Regions from separate parts of the Homo sapiens genome. Here region 1 is linked to region 2. Evidence: chromatin contacts called from ENCODE Hi-C or POLR2A ChIA-PET data. All regions are on one chromosome and are shown on one strand. Each heading gives the region's core, a stretch centred on a gene start or an enhancer-like site at or near the end of the contact. The rest is flanking DNA. Distances are from core to core; before and after follow the strand shown. Region 1 overlaps MALT1 (MALT1 paracaspase). Region 2 holds the start of ALPK2 (alpha kinase 2).

Region 1 (6,565 bases), core at 45-2,544, 87 kb after region 2:
TTGCTTAGTGTCATACTCATATTGCATTAGCAAACATCTATTATTGTGAATGCCATTGGGCTGTGCTGACTGTATATAAGCAAACTAGACACAGCAGAAAGTCCCCATTACCTGTGCGTCATTCTCCTTGCTGTAGTGTCCTCAAATTCACATAAAGCCTCAATGAGACCTGCCTCAAGTAGGTCTTGAACTGTCAAAAACCATCCTAGTAATTGTTTCTCTTACTGGGGGAGAATAGGGGGTCTGGATAGAATCCCCTTTCCTAAATTAGTCTGTTAATTCTTGCTTTTCTTTAATGAACATTATGAAAAGTTATTTCAGAAAAACTTTTGTAAATAGCCACCACTAAGATTCTAAAATTTTCCTGGCCCTTTGAGTTTTTCCTCATTTCCCACAATTCAGGGAGTACCAAAAATTTAGGTTTAAAAGAAGAATGTTGTATAGGGAAAGCTTTTAATAGGCTTCAGTGGCATGTATTTGACCAGTAGTACAAAGTTATCTCCCGACAGTAGTGGACACACAACTGATGAACTACATCTTTCCCTACATGGTGCTTCAGGTGCGGGGCGGGATTTTATTTTATGTATACTAGAGGGTGAAAGCATAGAATCCAGAAGGAGACTCCCTAAGTTAGTATCCAGATTTGCTACTTACTAGCTTCATAACTTTGGGCAAGTGACTTTAATCTCTCTCTGCCTTAATTTCCTTATCTATATAATGGGGTTAATAATAGTAGGCACCTCATAGGGTAGAGTGAGGTTTCATTAGATCTGTTATATATAAAGCATATAGAACGGTGCCAGCTGAGGCATCAGGAAATGGTAACTACTGCTACTTCCTATTGTGAACACCACCATCGTTTTTTTCCATTCAAGAGTGTTTTTATTAAAAATCTGAAGAGTAGAAACTATATTCTGTAAGTGATGCTGCTGATGTTATATACTTTTCATGTATCTTTAACTCTGGAAATATACCATGGATCTTACATGTTTTGCTTTTTTATCTTTGTATAGATAATAAAGAGCAAACAACTGACCAGCCTTTGGGTGAGTAGAACTTTAAAATGCATTATCAAAGTATAATTATTGTGTATAACTCCAGAAGGAATTTAAGACATTTTAATTTGGTTTTTTAAAGAAATGTGAATAACATTGGGACCAAATGTTTTATTTTTTTGTATCTGTAAAAGAAGGTTTAGAAGAGGAGGCTTAAAAATGATTACAAATTCAGTTTCTAGGGTCAAGTCAACTTCTGTGGAGTGATTTGTGTGTTTCTCACGATATGCAAACAGACATGCGTACAAAAAGAAACATGTACATGCTGCATAGTTAGCATAGAGGAGGAAGTGGTTAGTGCTGTCTCTTGGTGAGGGATAGAAATCACAAAGGCTGCAGTAGCTTTAGCGTTTGCTCCCCTGTCTTCTCCAATGGAAAGAGAAAAGAATTTAGGATAAAATGTAAACGAACAGTTGCATTTGAAGAATGCCTGGGACAAGAAAATGTAAGGGAGAAAACTTTAGCAGATAAAAGTTTAGCAGATTAACATTTAAAGATGGTAAAAATAGCTAACAGCTTGATGCTGGCAGAAGCCAGATAAAATATGTCTAAAATTTGTCCATTGGATTCAGCTACTGAAGATGTGATTGGTGGCTTTGAGTGGAATGTTGAAAGTGCCTAATATGTGTCAGTTACTGAGTTATGCTGGGAATTTAAACATGGATACAATGTATAAAATAGTGGAAAAAGAAAGATTCAGAAGTGAACAAATGAAGACAGTACATATTAATTTGTTGGAAAGAAAGAGTGGTTTGAAATTAACTAGATAGGGCATATATTCAAAGTGTTTTGGTAGGAGGGGAAAATGTGAGGATATTTACATTTGGAAAGGAAGTATCTGTTGAGACTGTGTAGATTAGAGTGATCCATCAAAGAGAGGACAATTTATAGAGCAAGTTCCTAGAAGAGATGATAGGGATTTGGGCCAAGGTGAAAACAAGAGAAATTGGCTTTAATCAGAATGTTGAAACCTCTTTTGAGATTAAAAAGAAGGAGAGATTGGTGAACAGATAGATTTATTGGGAAGCTGAGGACATTTTTAGTTTATGTTTTTTGTTTCTAAGTAATTAGGCGTAGTAATATGCTTAAAAGATTGAGGAAAAGGCTGGGCATGGTGGCTCACACCTGTAGTCCCAGCACTTTGTGAGGCCGAGGCAGGCAGGATCACCTGGGGTCAGAAGATTGAGATCAGCCTAACCAACATGGAGAAACCCCGTCTCTACTAAAAATACAAAAATTAGCTGGGCATTGTGGTGCATGCCTGTAATCCCAGCTACGTAGGAGGCTGAGGCAGAAGAATCTCTTGAACCCGAGAGGTGGAGGTTGTGGTGAGCTGAGATCGTGCCATTGCACTTCAGCTGGGCAACGAGAGTGAAACTCTGTCTCAAAAAAAAAAAAAAAGATTGAGGGAAAAAGAGTAAAGTAAGGCTGAATATAGATCTTATTCTATGGCAGAGGCTTAGAGGCTAAAGAAAATGGAAGCAAGGTCTTACAAGTCTGATCTACAAGTGAATGTGTATTGAGAGTCCAACTAAGACTTTTAAAGAGTAAGAATTTATAATGGTTCAGATCAGTTGTGTGCTTTTTCTGTAGCAGATCTCAGCTTTAAAATAGAGAAGATAGGCTGGGTGTGGTGGTACACGCCTGTAATCCCAGCTACTCGGGAAGCTGAGGCACGAGAATCACTTGAACCCAGGAGGCGGAGGTTGCAGTGAGTGGAGATTGTGCCACTGCACTCCAGCCTGGGCGACAGAGTAAGACTCTTGTCTCAAAAAAAAAAAAAAAAAAAAAGAAACCTGCTATGTTTCATTCATAGTGGTAAGTTTTCATGTATTCCAGCTCCATGATCTTTTCTTTAGATCCTCCAGACAGACCTCACTGATTAAGAAATACCTATTAAAATAGTGTTCTGAACAAAGGCATAGCCATCATATTCTGTAGAGAGGAGCATACATATGTCTTAGGTACACAAAATGACAAGATCCAAATGTAACTGGGTTAGTTGCTGAAGATGGTTTAATCACAAATATGCATTTAATAGTAATGCTAATAAACTAAGTGTTTTCACCTAGTGAAATGTTTAATTTAACCCTGAGATGTAGGTATTTTTCCTCATTTTTAGTAGATGAAAATTTAAAACTGTAAGTGTTTAATAAAACTTGCTCAGGATTATACAATGTAGTAGTTGAGACAGGATTGAAACCCATCTATCTCTCATTCCATAGCCTCCGTTAGCTCCATTATGCCAGGTATTCTTTCTCAAACATGTCCCAATTGAAAGAATAACAAGATAAATGGAATATCAGGTCAACTTCTATCATTGAAGTTCACTAAACATTTATCTAATGTTTCATCTGTGCTTTATGACAGGCATCCCCCACCCCCAGGCTGTGGACCAGAACTGGTCTGTGGCCTGTTAGGAACTGAGACACACAGCAGGAGGCGAGTGAGCGAGCATTACCACCTGAGCTCTGCCTCCTGTCAGATCAGCAGCGGCATTTGATTCTCATAGGAGTGTGAACCCTATTGTGCACTCCTTAGGAGAATCTAACTAATGCCTGATGATCTGAGATGGAACAATTTCATCTCAAAACCACCCCTCCCCTGACACCGTCCATGGAAAAATTGTCTTCCACAAAACTGGTCCCTGGTGCCAGAAAGGTTGGGGACCGCTGCTTAATGAAACAAGAGAACAAGCCTTGGTTTGTGAATTCAAGGCTTTGGATACTAATAGGAGGCAGACATTAAATGAATAATATAGTACATGCTACATGCCTAGTAGAAATATGTAAAGAATCTAGAAATTGTTCATAGAAGATGGTGATCAGATTAGTCGAGGAGAGTTAGAGAGGGCTTTACCTAAGAGGCAAAGCCAAGGTGAGGATTTTCAAGGACGAATTGGGAGCTCTCAAGGGGATAAAATGAAAATATATGGGATGAGAGTTCATTCAGAAATGAAGGAGAGGGAAAAAAGGGTGAAGACATGGTAAGAATGGAGGCATGAAATAGATGGTGTGGGTGAGGAACAAAGTTCAGTATTGCTAGAAGGTAGAAAACTAGGGAAGGAGTGGCTGGAGGCTATACTGGTAATGTAGTTATTTATTGCTGAATAACACTGCAAAATTTACTAGCTTAAGAACAGCATCAGTTTTATTATCTCTCATTGTTCTGTGGGTTGGACTGGGTTTAGCAGGTGGTTCTGCTGGTCTTTCTTGGGGTCTCTCATGCAACTGCAGTCAGATGAGGCTGGGACTGCCACATTCAAGATGGCTTTGCTTACATACCTGGCACCTTAGTGGGGGTTGGTGAAAGACTGTGAAGACTGAAAAAATCTCCCTCCCTCTCTCTCTCTCTTTCTCTTCCTCTTACTCTGTCTCTCTGTCTCTCCCTCTCCTTGTCTGTCTCTCTCTGTCCTCCCCTCCTCTTCCCGCCCCCAACTTCTTTCTCTTCGTTTCCCTCTCCCTCTTTCCTTTGGTTCCTTCTCCCTCCCTGAGTGGTCTCTCCATGTAGCTGTTTTCTTTATGTCGGGCTGGATCTCCAAAGTGGAAACTGTCAGAGCTTTTAAGGGCTTAGACCCTGAACTGGCAGAGGGGTCACACATATTATGTTGCTCAAAGAAAGTCGTGATACAGCCCAGATTCACAGGTGGGGGTGACTGTACTACACAAGGGCAAGGATACTGTGGTTTGCTGGGGGCTACCTGCTACCACATCTGGAAAGATAGGCATGGACTAGAATGCAAATGGCCTTGAATGCCAAACTACATCACCAGTCTAACCCCCAGCCACTCCTTCCCTAGTCCTCTACCTTCCAGCAATACTGAGCTGCCTGTTCCTCACCCACACCATCAAACTGGGACTTTATTTTGTAGGACATGGAGAGTCATTAAAAGATTTAATACATGTGATTTTTAAATAAATACTTAATAGCATTTACTATATGCCAGCTCCTTTTCTAGGTGCTTCTGAATATTAACTCTATTTAGAAAAGTAACATAATAATCAGAATTATTAGACATGGGATTAATGATATAACACCAGTTTTTGAAGAATATATTACATTAAACTTTGGAAGACGTTTAGGATCATGAGTTAAAATGTCTTTCTGAAGTGGCTTCATTATTCTTTTGCTGAATCCACTGGCATTTTTGTTTCACTTTTCCAATAAATTGTTTGTGTTCAAGAAGTTGTGGGTAGCTCTTACAGTAAATATTTTTCTACAGAAAAACTCTTTCATTTATGTTATCACTTGAAAACCATTATAAATTGCTTTATATTTGCCGTCTTGAAGTTTTCTTTATTCCTCACTCTTACCTCCTCAAATTCAAGTTTTATTGTTCGTTTCTCTGTCGTGTCCTTTTTCCTCTCCCTTTCTACTACTTCTCGATCTTCCATCCACCCCAGTTCACCTGTCACCCAGGAACTGTTTTACAAGTAGATTGGACAGGTAAGATTTACTTACCCACCATCTTTTTCACCAGTAAAGTCAAGGAAATGCTGTAAGACATCTTAGGAACTAGCTATTAAAAATTATCATTGGAGGAAAATTTTAGAAGTGTTATAGACAATTATCGATACATATGTTTTAAGACCTGTAGTTCTCACACTGTTGAACCCGTGCATTCTGTAAACTGTACCAAGTATTCTTTCCCAAATAGAGAACAAAACCAGTGAATAATGATTTGATATCAGCAAAAACATCCCATGATGCTTAGTTTGACAGTTAATTTTATTTCCCCAAAGACCCAGTGATTTTTTTATTATATACTTATAATTGTTTTCTACCAATAAAAATCTATGATGTGTATAATTAAATGATGGTATTCCATGGAAAAATGGAATTATTTACAAGCATTTTACTACCCCAGTAACTTTTTAACCTCTTGCTGTAAACCTATGATTTGGACTATAATGATGTAAAGCAGAGACAATGCATTCTCACATTTCCCCTCACCTTAGAAGAAGACTGATTTGAGTCTGTCACTCTGTTGAGGTTGGATCCTTATTCTAATAGCATTGATGGACTCAAAAAAATGTGCTGTGGATCAGCCAGCTAAGAGTCTTGCTGTAGCAGGTACTTTAGTGTAAGAATACTAGTTTATTTTAAAAGAAATTTTAAAAAGGCCAGGCGTGGTGGCTCACACCTGTAATCCCAGCACTTTGGAAGGCCGAGGTGGGCAGATCACCTGAGGTCAGGAGTTCGAGACCACCCCGACCTAAGTGGAGAAACCCCATCTCTACTAAAAATACAAAATTAGCTGGGCGTGGTGGCGCATGCCTGTAATCCCAGCTACTCGGGAGGCTGAGGTGGGAGAATCGCTTGAACCCGGGAGGCAGAAGGTTGCAGTGAGCTGAGATCATGCCATTGCACTCCAGCCTGGGCAACAAGAGCGAAACTCCGTCTCAAAAAAAAGGAAATACAAGTGATGTTAAGTTTTATGCTGCCTCCTATTGAAATCCATGCTGAGTATTCTCCGCTTTTTCATTGAATTAATAATGCGGCTTAAGTAT
Region 2 (6,904 bases), core at 3,120-5,619:
GGAATTAACAGGCATGAGCCACCAAGCCCAGCCAAGTTGATTTCTTTGTTGCTTCTAGAAGGCATACCCTCTCCTCATTGGCCCACAGTGCCTGAAATTCCTATCATTTGGCTCTCCATTCCAGATCTCTATGTTGGACATCAAGTTACAATCAAGTTACCGACAGAAGTAATGGATTGAAGATTAAATGATTTAATCAAAACCATCTAACTCTTGACAATTCTTTCATCATCAAGAAGGCGGGGGAGGAGAAGTGTGAAAAGCGTAGCCCAACCACACTAATTTCTGATTTCCATATTCATTCTTTCTCTTTCTGCCCTCCATGTTTTTAGTTTGCTTTTCTGGATTTCCTTTACATAGAAGGACCACTTTCCATCTCAATCTGTTCAGAAACCCCGCCAGGTTTTCAAACCCCTAGCTCAAATGCTGGTTTCTCTTTGAAGGCTTCCCTGATACCCTCAGCTGAAAAAAAAAAAAAGCCCCCTAAAAACTAGAGACCATTAGCCTCAGCATATTGTCCCCACACTCAGTGTCACCCCCAGCAGCTAGACTGTAAACTGCTTGCCTGCAGGGCACCTGATGGGTTAACCTTTTATGTTTACAGCACTGGCACACTGTATCTGTGTCTCTGGCACCCCCTGAGAAGTAAGGAAAGTTTGGTGGTTGAAAAGAATAAGCACAAATAGGTTTTCTTCAGGAACTGCAGGCCGAAGAAATGGCTACAGCAGTGGTTCTCAGAGTGGCCCCTGGGCCACGCCATCAGCATCACCTGGGAACAAGGAAGAAATGCAAATTCTTGGAAACTTCAGAATCAGAAACTCTGGGGATGGAGCCCAGGAACCTTTATTTTAACAAGCTCTTTAGATTCTGTTGCACTTGAAAGTTTAAGAACCGCTGGACTCAGGAAGGTCTTAAACTAGGGGTTGAGGAGCAAATGAGCGTGTTTAAGAGCAGGGGCCTGGTTATCTAAGAGCAGGATTGAAAATCAAGTGAAAATCAAGGTGGGCTGTGCAGCCAGGACATGAGGATTGCAGTGGAAGGGCTGGCCCTTGAGAGGGAGGGTGCAGTGTAACCAGAACTGAACTCTCGGAATTGAGCTTCTCTTCAACTTGCTGCCTGTCTCTTCGAGCTGATGTCTGAAGTCTCCTGATCAGTTTTGTCTATTTGGCCCATGCCAGGTGGGTGTGCATAGGCGGAAATCCCAATAAGGGCTTGAAACATGTTTAAATGTTTTATTTGATGTAGGTCAGGTGTTTATTCTTTCGTTTTCGCCAACCCTAAGATGACGTGATTACGTTCTCCCAAGTTGCTTTACATGTTTGCATTTTCAGTTTTTCTTTTTGGCAGCATTCAACCCAGAGTAACGTATCCTGGGTTCCTTGTGAACCTGTCTGTAACCGAAGCGAAGAATGTATCGAGGTACTCCAATGGGCCTGGGAAAGAGCTGTGGGGTATCTCAGTAAAAACAAGGGGCAACAAGAAAGATGTCTGATAAAGTTCTTGGGAGCTAGCCCACAAGCCCGCTTGTGAATCTCGTCTGCTCCCTCCCATCCCTGCCTGGCCTTTCTCCCTATTCATTGTGTACTTTTATCACTGACCCCGCGCAATTCTAGCCCACGGTGCGATCCCTATCCTGGAAACTACACTTCTTCTGAGTTGGCCCAAAGCTACTGCCCCTGCTCTGCTCCTCCAAAGGCTAGTCCACTTCAAAGAGTTTTCACCTCCACTCCCGCCCCCACCTCTCTCAATGCAAGACTCGACTATAATCTTTGAGGAAAGGCTGGGCGTGTGCCTTCATTTTCATAGTTTTCATCATGATCACAGGCCTTTCATTACTATGGATTCCCAAACACTCATATTTAAATATGGTAATGATATGTATTAAAAAGCATTCCCAGAGGATGTTGATAAATCTCTACTTCTGCTTTTAGATAATAAGCATCAATTATCCATCAACTATTTTTAGTAAAAAAAAATTTTTTCTTATTTATCATAGATACATTCTAAAATATCTTTTTTTAATTTTCAAACACATTGTTTCCAAGTACAGAATTTTTCTCAAAGAATCTAATTGTGTTATGTTGTATTGCACTGATGCAGATAATGTATAGTTTCTATTACTTTATATAGTTTATTTTATGGTAGTATTCTAAAGTTTTAGCAAAAAAAAAAAAGACAGAAGCTTTTAATTAAGGTGAAAAACTAACTTTCATTGAGAAACTATGATTCGACACATACTTTAGGTATATTTATTCATCTAATCCCCCATCAATCCTGTTAAAGTGAATACTGTTAAGATTTTACAGATGAGTAAACTGGGGTTCAAACAGGTTGAAAAGTTATGCTAAAATTAGGAGTCGATTCCAAATCTGACTCCAAAGCCTTTCTCAGGACCTCCCCTGCTTCTCCCACCTCCATCCAGAGTAAGATACTAACTCAACTGCATCGCATCACAGGGGCTGATACCTACACACAAGTGTTCAGGAGGCTGTTAAAAACTCATGAAACTGGAGGAGAAAAAAACTTTGTAGGTAATGACAATAGGAACTCTGCCCTACCTAAAAGCTTCCCAAAATTATGATTAAATGTTTGGTAAAAACATCAAAAAGACAATGTAGGCCAGGCGCGGTGGCTCACGCCTGTAATCCCAAGACTTTGGGAGGCCGAGGCGGGTGGATCACCTGAGGTCAGGAGTTCAAGACCAGCCTGGCCAACATGGTGAAACCCCATCTCAACTAAAAATACAAAAAAAATTAGCTGGGCATGGTGGCAGGCACCCGTAATGCCACCTACTTTGGGAGGCTGAGGCAGGAGAATCGCTTGAACCCAGGGGGCGGAGGTTGCAGTGAGCTGAGACTGAGACATTGTACTCCAGCCTGGGCAACAAGAGCAAAACTCTATCTAAAAACAAAAAACAAACAAACAAAACAAAACAAAAAAAGGACAATGTATATTTGGGAGCTAAAGTTCATTTAGTTTGTTTTAAGTCCTGATTTCCAAGATCTGAACATGGTTATTGGCCATCCATGCTTTTTAATACAGGATTTGTGAAGTTGTTGATTCGGAAGGTAACCCACAACATCCTTGGTTTCAATTCAGAAGCCACACAGCAAAAAACCCCTTCAATTTGTCCTTAGTTGATATAGAGTTATAAAACATATCACATATCTCTGGAATGACCATTCCTGGTTAATTAATCTTTAGAAATAAAGGCTACCTTTACTTAAGGAAAAGGTTGTGGAAAGAAAATAATTAGAGCAGAAGCAGCTCTAAATGCCGTTCTTGCTTTTATCTATTTTTAAATGATTGCCAAATGTCTGTAACTGACACCCTTAATCAAGGCTTTTAAAGTTTAGATGTGTTCATTAAATTGTAATGTGACAGTGGTGGCATTTAATTGATGGATTTTTTTTTGGCTGACTTTTTGCCTTAAATTTTTTTTTAAATCTATTTAACAACTCGATAAATGTTTACATCAGCCATTTTGAAAAGCCTGATAGCTTTTCAGCAAATTGCATTACCTGTTGTCAGACAATATACTCCTGTGTCTACCCAGATAGGAGAGATTTTCAATCATTCAGTTAATTCACAGTAAAAGGAATAACTCTTGACTAAAATACTCAAATATTTCAGACAAAAGTCTCTGGGGCCTGAGTTACCTGGATAGTTGACTTTTTATGTTGCTTTGCAAAACTTTACATATCACTCGTTTGAGTCATTCTGTATATTTTTTCTAACTGTTAAGATAGACATGATGTGAAAGAAACTGTTTTCATTCATTATTGTCAAGCCAAAATAAGCAAATTTAAAAATAGCAATAATTTTCAAAAAGGGTCAAAATGGACTTAAATTACAAGACCATGAGAGTTTGCCCACTTTAAAACCTTATATGCCCAAATATCCCATATAATCCCTATTGGTTTCATCTCATTCTATTTCATCAGGAAACCATCTGCTTTGTTCTTTGTTGCAGAAAATGTAAACAACTATATATTGAAAGCACAGCCATTCCTTATGTAAAAACCAAAGTCTACATACTTACTTTTCAGTACTCTTTGTCCAAGAAATGTTGTAGGAGGGCTGGCTCAGCTGTGGATTCCCCAGGCTGTGTGTGAGGCATTGATTGGGTGTCCCTGTTCCCGGGACAGGGATTCAAAGGAGTTTATAGGGCTCAGGGTCTTCCATGATCAGGTCAAAGCATAGATGGGTCTGCTTCCAGAAAGTTCATCTCTTCCTAAGAGGGGAAATTCCATGCCCGGGGAAGTTCTGGAAGAAGAGCATTTTTTCCCCGCCCTTCAGTGAACTAGGTCATTGCTGAAGCTGGAGAATATATTTTAGCATCCCTGTGATGAAACTTGAGGGCTGTTTCTGCAGTAGGTGCGACACTTGTTGACACGACACGCTGGGGAGGCCCTGGCAAGGGGGCCTGGTGAAATGCAGCCCCAGGGAGCTGATGAAACCCAGACGAGCTGTCACTGGCTGCTGCTCAGGAGACCGAGCAGCTCTTTACAAAGCCCATGCTGGACCCTGGGCTTAGTTGCTCGCTCCTTAGGAAAGGAAAAACTTGCTGCCTGATAAAGGGATTAAGGCCGGAGTAACACAACCAGTTCTCATACCAAGGTTATCAGGCATTTGAAGTACACATAGGAAACCCGTGGAGGGGGTGTTGGGGAGGTGAAAATATGTGTCATATGTTGTTCATTTAGAACAGGCATTATAGCCATCCTCTGAAGTTCTCTGAGAAAGGCAGAAGCCACAGAAGGAAGGCAGGATCCACCCTCCTCACCCTGCTTACCCCCCCTTACCCCTTGTCTGTCTGTCTGTCTCTCTCTCTCTCTCTCTCACACACACACACACACACACACACACACACACCCCTTCCTATTTTGACTACGATAGAAGAGAACAGACAAAGATCAGAAGAAATCCACAGAAGAAATACCACAGGTCCTATTCCTTCAGATTGCCTGGAATGGTTCTTGTTGGGAAAGTAGATTTTGTAATATGGGCAATTCTTTTATTGAAGTTTATCCAAGTCCAAAAACATAGAGAATCCTTTAGCATCATTCTGTAACTACTTAGCCTCTCCCCAAAAATATTTTAATGTATGACACCTGGAAATTGACAGCTTAGACAGAAACCTCTTTTGAGACTCGTGGAGACAGCTCAAATTAGCAGCTCCAGGGGTGACTTTGAAAGGGACATAGCTGTAAATATTCACTCTGTGTAGGGCACTGCAATCCTCAAAAGCAAATTGTTTTTACACAGCACAGAATGTACATCATTATCCCTTGATGGAATGCAACTTTTCACAAGATGAAAACTCATCTAAAACGATAAAATATTAAGAAATGTAGGGGTGATATGTTCTGTTTTTCAGTTTTATCTTCATGTGAGAAAAAAGATATTAAAGCTGAGGCACTGTAAAATAATGACTATCTCCTGGGGAACACATCTGTGAAATGCCACAGAACACAGAAATTACCAACTCTTTGCAAATGGTCGGCTTTATGGAAAGCTGAGGTCTTCACAATGTAAGGTCTTTTCCAGATAAGAAAGAGGAGATAACTTCAAGTTGGGAATGAAGAGAGGAGGAAAGTGTGATGATAAAGAATAAACAAATGCTGTCGCACACCACAGAGAGAATAAAGTCAAAAGTGAAGGAATGTCCCAAAGCAATAGATAAATGTGATATGGTTGTGAAAGAAGTGTTGCCTGGGAGTTATTAAATGGAAAAGTTGAAATTCACTATGAAACTTAATTTTGTTCCTCTGAAATAATTTGAAAAACCAATTCCCTCAACTCCCAACATTCATCTCCTAGCAAAATAAATGTAAAGAGCAGAAGGTTTATATATGTGCATATATAGATACACACACACACACACACACACACATACACACATATACATGCATGCATACACACATACATGCATATATATACACACACGTACATACATACATATAATGGATTTAACTGTATTTGTTTTATTCATCTCATGAATTTACAGCCACAGAATTTATGTTTTAATCTTAGGTGTCGGGGAGGAAGCATGAAAGAAAATCAGAAACAGAAATCTTGGAATTAAACTCAAATTAGGCCTGTAATCCCTGCACTTTGGGAGGCCGAGGCAGGTGGATCACTTGAGGTCCGGAGTTCAAGATCAGCCTGGCCAACATGGTGAAACCCCCCGTCTCTACTAAAATATAAAAAATAGCTGGGTGTCATGGCTCACGCCTGTAATCCCAGCTACTCAGGAGGTTGAGGCAGGAGAATTGTGTGAACCCAGGAGGTGGAGGTTGCAGTGAGCCAATATCACTCCACTGTACTCCAGCCTGAGGGACAGAGCAAGACTCCATCTCAAAAAAAAAAAAAAAACCTCAAATTAGACCAGGACACTAGTTCTGAATTTTCTGTGAATATCAAAGGAGGGATGGAAGAAGTAAGACGTTGAAGAGAAAAAGAAAGGCATGTATCTGTGCCCTGCTAATAGCATCAAAAAATACATGACTCTCTTTATCACATCTACTGCAAGATTGAAGACCATTCTTCGCAATCAGACTCTTGACATTCCCAAAGATGTCAACATCACTCCGAAGGGACACAGTTATTGTGAAGGGCCCCAGAGGAACCCTGTGGAGGGACTTCACTTACATCAGTGGAGAATTCAGTCTCCTTAGAAAGGAAAAGAAGAGGCTCCAGGTTGACAAAGTGTGGGGAAATAGAAAGGACCTGGATACCATTGGCACTATTTGTAGTCACAAACAGAACATGATCCAGGGTGCTGCACGGGGCTTCTGTTGTAAGACGAGAGCTGTGCATGCGCACTTCCCCATCAACATTGTTAGCCAGGAGTCTTTTGTTGAAATCTGAAATTTCTTGGGTGAAAAATAAATCTGCAGGG

Evidence for each region. Hi-C counts contacts between places; a loop is a spot of excess contacts on that map. ChIA-PET counts read pairs that join two places held with the same protein, here RNA polymerase II (POLR2A). Pooled maps may share reads with other maps.
Region 1: a loop to region 2 is called in a pooled map, with 2.5 times the contacts of the local background. The contact joins the enhancer-like site here to the promoter of ALPK2 in region 2. A Hi-C loop is called at or near these places in 3 of 168 maps with a recorded cell type or tissue (endothelial cell of hepatic sinusoid, gastrocnemius medialis and naive thymus-derived CD4-positive, alpha-beta T cell) and 12 of 50 pooled maps. POLR2A ChIA-PET finds 5 or more read pairs at or near these places in 6 of 52 experiments (A673, CD4-positive, alpha-beta T cell, MCF 10A and 2 more).

The regions. Positions count from the first base shown.
Region 1 is chr18:58,714,922-58,721,486 of GRCh38, forward strand. MALT1 (MALT1 paracaspase) reads left to right here. Exons shown (of 17, transcript NM_006785.4): 9 at 1,014-1,046. All of the region lies in intron 1 of LOC105372146 (a long non-coding RNA gene), which reads right to left. Among named protein-coding and RNA genes, the nearest start is that of MALT1-AS1, 46 kb to the left of the region's middle. Within about 2 kb of position 1,295, at least 5 of the 41 ENCODE cell types and tissues checked have a DNase peak (open chromatin) inside an H3K27ac peak, as active enhancers do; they include CD4-positive, alpha-beta T cell, where a contact is called at or near this core.
Region 2 is chr18:58,624,722-58,631,625 of GRCh38, forward strand. It overlaps ALPK2 (alpha kinase 2), which reads right to left and starts at 4,370. Exons shown (of 13, transcript NM_052947.4): 1 at 4,043-4,370. It also overlaps the pseudogene RPL9P31. RefSeq lists an enhancer at 4,387-4,929.